Regions from separate parts of the Homo sapiens genome. Here region 1 is linked to region 2. A link is an interaction called in ENCODE POLR2A ChIA-PET data of the cell type or tissue named here. Cell type or tissue: PC-9. All regions are shown on one strand. Links, peaks and the distances in the headings refer to the core of each region. The heading gives the core; the rest is flanking DNA.

Region 1 (2,921 bases), core at 259-2,758, 74 kb before region 2:
CCCGCCTCGGCCTCCCGAAGTGCTGGGATTACAGGCATGAGCCACCGCGCCCAGCCTAAAATTATTTTTAAGTAACTTAAAATCATTTGTTAATATTAGGATTCAGTCTGGGTATGGTGGCTTATGCCTGTAATCCCAGCACTTTGGGAGGCTGAGGCAAAAGGATCTCTTGAGCCCAGGGGTTCAAGACCATCCTAGGCAACACAGTGGGATTGTCTTTACAAAAATTTAAAAATTAACCGTTATGGTGGCACGTGCCTGTAATCCCAGCTACTCAGGAGACTGAGGTGGAAGGATTGCTTGAGCCCAGGCGGCCAAGGCAGCAGTGAGCCATGAATACACCACTGCACTTCAGCCTGGGAGACAGAATGAGACCCTGTCTCAAAAAAATAGATAAATAACTAAATATTAGGATTTGAACTATTATTTTTATAACAACTGTTTCGAAATATTATTCACATACCATGTAATTCCCCCTCTTACAGTAAAGCCATTGTACTTGGAACTGTTATTAAGAATAAATTATTTGTGCCATGCCTCATGACAATTCTTCAGATTCTACTGTGGGTTTCTGTTTGTGTTTGTTTGTTTGTTTGTTTTTGAGACAGGGTCTCACTCTGTCACCCAGGCTGGAGTGCAGTGGTACAATCTTGGCTCACTGCAACCTCCACCTCCTGGGCTCAAATGATCCTCCACCTCAGCCTCCCTAGTAGCTGGGACTACAGGCGCCCACCACCATGCCCAGATAATTTTTGTATTTTTTTGTAGAGATGGGGTTTCACCATGTTGCCCAGGCTGGTCTTGAACTCCTGAGCTCAAATGATCCGCCCGCCTTGGCCTCCCAAAGTACTGGGATTATAGGCATGAGCCACTGTGCCCAACCAGATACTATTGTTTTAAGACACTGTTGTGGAGCTGCTCCAGGAGCTTACAGCATAGGAGGGGAGATGTGACACCTGCACAGACATTTACAATAAGAAATGGCAAAGCAAGTAAGATGAGAGGAGGCTGCATAAAGGAATGTTTCATGAAGGAATTAGTATTTAAGTTGAATCTTGAATGGTCAGTACAGCAGAAATGGCCAGAAGTAGGACAAACTGGCACTCCATCAAGTAGGTCACCAAGACTGCTGGGCTAGCCCTTGGTGAGGTTTAGAGAAAGCCTTCCTGCTCCCACATTCTAAGCAGCCTTGTGTAACCGGAACAACTAAGTGCCCTGGAAAAGCCCAATTAGACTGAGGAAATAGGAAACTTTAGGCCCTATTGTCGTTTGGTGTTTTTTGTTGTTGTTGTTTTTTGTTTGTTTTTGAGACGGAGTCTCACTCTGTCAACCAGGCTGGAGTGTAGTGGCACAATATCAGCTCACTGCAAACTCCTCCTCCCGGGTTCAAGAGATTCTCCTGCCTCAGCCTCCTGAGTAGCTGGGATTACAGGCGTCCGCCACCACGCCCAGCTAATTTTTTATTTTTATTAGAGACGGGGTTTCACCATGTTGGCCAGGCTGGTCTCGAACTCTTGACCTCAGGTGATCCACCTGCCTTGGCCTCCCAAAGTGGTAGGATTACAGGCGTGAGCCACCACGCCCACTCCCTGTTGTTGTTTTGAATAGAGCATAGTCAAACTAAAAATAAAAGGTAAAACAGAAGAAGTAGACTGTGGGGAACTTTGAATGCTACAGTAAGTAGTTTGGACTCTATTTAGTAAACAATAAGAAGCCAGGGGGGGATTTTGTTCAGAGGAATGCCATAAACAGAGCTGAAATTTGAAGAGGGCTTGTTGGCTGTTGTGTAAAGGGGAGAAGCAAGAGACAAGGAGATCAATTAGAAGATCAATTACAGATCAATTAGTAAGCTAGAGTAATGATAGGGGAATAGAGAGGGACTTGAGACCAACACATGGTGCAAAGACATCACTTTACATACCGGAGGGCGTGGGCTACAGAAGGAAGGGGTGGAGGAAGGACACATTAAAGATGATGCCATGCAGAAGAAATGGGTTGAGATGTGGCGCCACAGTTTTTTAACTGCGTGACTAGGACAGTCACTTTAGTTTCCTGTGGCCTCAGACAACTCCAGAAACTTGGTGGCAGAAGGAAGGAAAGAAATGGAAAGGTAATTAAAGGGGGTTGTGGGATTGGCCAGATTTTCAGGGTGGAAATGATCAGAGACTGAAGAGAAGGATTAGGATTAAGATTTAGATTGACGATGGGAGGGATTAAATATTTTCTATGTTAATGAACTAGATGAAGTTCAAGAGTGAAAAATCAGTATATTAATTGGACTTCACATTCTTATTAATCATTATAGTAGTCATCGAAAGATAGTTTGCTGAGGGCTGTGTTTGCTAATGTTGATTTATGGGATTTCATAATGTATTTATTACCAGTTCCTTGGTGACAGTTAACGTCACCTCCAACAGAAAAGCCAGTTATATCACATACACCGTTTTATAGATATTTCAAAGTTCAGAGACTATCCCTAAAGTAAATGTTTGGGTATTGCTTTTTTTTAATTGCATATGGTGCCGCTTTTCTATGTAGCTTTGACAGAATTACATTAATTTTCATCCTAAATCAAATTTGTGTGAAATGGACATTTTAAAGAGATACTGAGATATTTTCACTTAAATGTTTCTTTGTTTGTATCCATAACTAATTCATAATCTCGTATTTAATTATATGTGGTTCTTTGAATTATTTGATCCATGGAGGACCTCTAATAAAGTCACTAACTGGTTATTGATCAAGTTAATTGGTTAAATGACTGAACGGGTCATCAATTCAGATTGTGTCTATGTGTAAAAACCAGTCTGACTGCTTTTACTGAAGTGTCCAGCCAAATCAGGTTTTCATTATATTCCTGTTAAAAGTAGAAAAGGATTTTGTGCATTTACACATGATGCACATGAACCATCGACAACCTG
Region 2 (2,921 bases), core at 203-2,702:
CTGCTGACTAGTCAAAAGCTGATTGCTTTCGCTTATGTTTTGGGTTTTTGTTATGGGAGAATCCCACTTCCAGGTACCAAATTCTGTTCTGGTTATCTATTACTCCACAACAAACCACCCCCAAAACTTAGTGGTGTAGACAATAGTTATCTTACTGTGCTCACAGATTCTGTGGGTCAGGAATTCAGATACAGTACAACAAGGATGGTCTATTTTTGCCCCACAATATCTAGGGTGTCAGTTGGGAAAACTGGAATGACTAGGGGCAGGAATCACCTGGCGGCTGCCCCACTCACATGTCTGTTGCCTGGGCTAGGGTGGCTTGAAGACTGGGCTCAGCTGGAGCTGGCAACCAGAAAACCTGCCACGTGGCTTTCCCATGTGGCTTGGCTCTTCACAGCATGGTGGCTGGGCCCGGTGAGGGAGTGTCCTGAGAGGCACAGCCAGGCCGTGAATGTTCTAAGAGAAAGGTGGAAGCTGACTGACCTTTCTGATTAGCTTTGGAAGTCACATTTGTTGGTTCAAGTGAGTCACTTAGACTAATATATATTCAAAAGGAGGGAATTAGATTCTGTGTCTTTTTTTCTTTTTTAATTTATTTAGTTTTGAGACAGAGTTCTCCATCACCCAGGCTGGAGTGCAGTGGCACAATCTCAGCTCACTGCAACCTCCGCTTCCCGGGTTCAAGCGATGCTTGTGCCTCAGCCTCTTGAGTAGCTGGGCTTACAGGCATGTGCCACCATGCCCAGCTAATTTTTGTATTTTTGGTAGAGATGGGGTTTCACCATGTTGGCCAGGCTGGTCCCGAACTCCTGACCTCAAGTGATCTGCCTGCTTCAGCCTCCCAAAGTGCTGGAATTACAGGCATGAGCCACCGTGCCCGGCCAGATTCTGTCTCTTGATGTGGGAGTGACAAAGTCCCTCTGCAGAACACGTGGAATGGGAGAGACTGTTGCAGTCATTTTGGTAACTATGATTTGCCACTCCAGGCCACCCTCTTCCTGAAATCCATCTATTCATTTATTCATACATTACTTATATTTACCCTGCTTTCTTTCAAAAATAATTTCAGAGCTGAGTACAGTGATGCAAATGTGTAGTCCCAGCTATGCAGGAGGCTGAGGCAGGAGGATTGCTTGAGCCCAGGAGTTTGAGACCAGCCTGGGCAATATAGTGTAGAGATGGGATCTTGCCATGTTGACCAGGCTGGTCTGGAACTCCTGGGCTACAAAAATTTTTCAAGAAATTAGTTGTGCATGGTGATATGTGCCTGTAGTTCTAGCTACTTAGGAGGCTGAGGCAGAAGGATCATTGGAGCCCAGGAATTGGAGGTTACAGTGAGCTATGATTGAGCCACTGCACTCCAGCCTGGGTGACAGACTGAAAGACCCTGTCTCTAAAAAAAAGAAGAGGAATTTGAGGAAACTTCATTGTAGTTAGAAGACGTATTGGTGGGCATGGAAGCAAAACAAAGGAAGTTGGTTGCTCTCAGGTGATAATTTCATACAGGTATTCACTTATTCATTCCGTAGGTATTTTTTAAGCATTAACAATAGGCTCACGCTGTGGTCAGCACAGATGTGAGGGGAGCAAAATTAATACAAATCCTGTTCTCATGAAGCTTAAGTCCAGTTGGCAAGGCAAACACTGTAAAATAATCACACAAATATGTAACTATGAGTGCTGCGTAGCTCACAAATGTTATGCAGTCATGGTCCAGGAATGTGCTGCATAGGAGCTTGGTCTAGTCCAAGCAGTTAGAGAAGACTTCCCTAAAACAAAGCAATATTTAAGCTAATAAATAACTCAACAATGAGTAAAAAGTAATTAAACTAGGGTGTTGCAAAGTATGTTACAGAAACTAGTGGTACACAGATATATTATTGTCATTATTCTGTATTTTATGGTTTTGCATTATTTGTGGCCAGTGAAATTGGCTTTCCATTTACGTTGGCATATAAAATTTCCTTGTAAAATAAATGTATTTAAGTTTTAAAAGCTGTCAATGTAAAAAAGATCATAAGAAAAATAATAGAGTACGCATTACACAGAAAGGGCAAACATGAAGGTGTTAGGTGTAAACCTGAAGCTTGGTAAATACTGGACTAGGCGTGTTGGAGGATGGGTTGAGGAGAGGAGTCATGGGCATAAAGGGAGCTCCTGGTGCAAAAGCCTGAAGTGGAAGAAAGACTCAGGGGTCCAACAAGCAGAAAAGGAGCCAATATGGTTTGAGCAGAAAGAAAGAGGAAGTCACTCACTGTGAGCCAGGAGAGGCCAGCAGGACCTTGATATTCAGGGACTTTAGTTCAGAACTGAAACCCCCTAAAATCAAAATGAGCAGCTGCACTTTTTTTCCCTTAAATATTGTACTTGTGGAAGCTTACTACAAAATCACTGATACTTCACTGAGTATTTCAATAGTGATTTTTTTTTTTTTTTGAGACACAGTCCTGCTCTGTTGCCCAGGTTGGAGTGCAATAGTGCAATCACAGCTCATTGCAATCTCGACCTCCTAAGCACAAGCGATCCTCCCACCTCAGCCTCCCAAGTAGCAGGGACTGCAGGCACCTGCCACAATGCCCAGCTAATTAAAAAAAAAATTTTGTAGAGATGGGATCTTGCCATGTTGACCAGGCCCATTCTGGAACTCCTGGGCTCAAGTGATCCACGCACCCTGGCCTCCCAAAGTGCTAGGATTACAGGCAAGAGCCACTGCACCCAGCCTGAATAGTAAATTTTTAATAGAACAAACTTAGGCTATATAAATAACAACAATATTAACTTGCAGTGTCTAAGAGCTAATATTCCCACAGAAAAATAGTGTTGCTCAATCTGTTTCAATTATCCTAAAAGCAATGGGACACCATTGAAGAATTTGGGAAAGAGGAGTGATAAAACCTAGTTTTTGAGTTTTTAAAAAG

Evidence for each region. ChIA-PET counts read pairs that join two places held together with the same protein. Peaks named below come from ENCODE experiments on the same cell type or tissue, not always from the same donor. Only the 100,000 strongest peaks of a DNase experiment are listed, where the experiment ranks them.
Region 1: POLR2A ChIA-PET joins it to region 2 with 7 read pairs; 3 of 35 experiments call an interaction of 5 or more read pairs at or near these places.

Annotation. Positions count from the first base shown.
Region 1 is chr2:170,663,543-170,666,463 of GRCh38, forward strand. The region is part of intron 3 of LOC100130256 (a long non-coding RNA gene); the gene reads right to left. Among named protein-coding and RNA genes, the nearest start is that of LINC01124, 50 kb to the right of the region's middle. In PC-9, for the core only: no CTCF peak of the experiment used is centred there; no DNase peak of the experiment used is centred there.
Region 2 is chr2:170,737,596-170,740,516 of GRCh38, forward strand. The region is part of intron 1 of ERICH2-DT (ERICH2 divergent transcript); the gene reads right to left. Among named protein-coding and RNA genes, the nearest start is that of SP5, 24 kb to the left of the region's middle. In PC-9, for the core only: no CTCF peak of the experiment used is centred there; a DNase peak (open chromatin) is centred at 1,626; H3K27ac peaks cover 2,228 bases.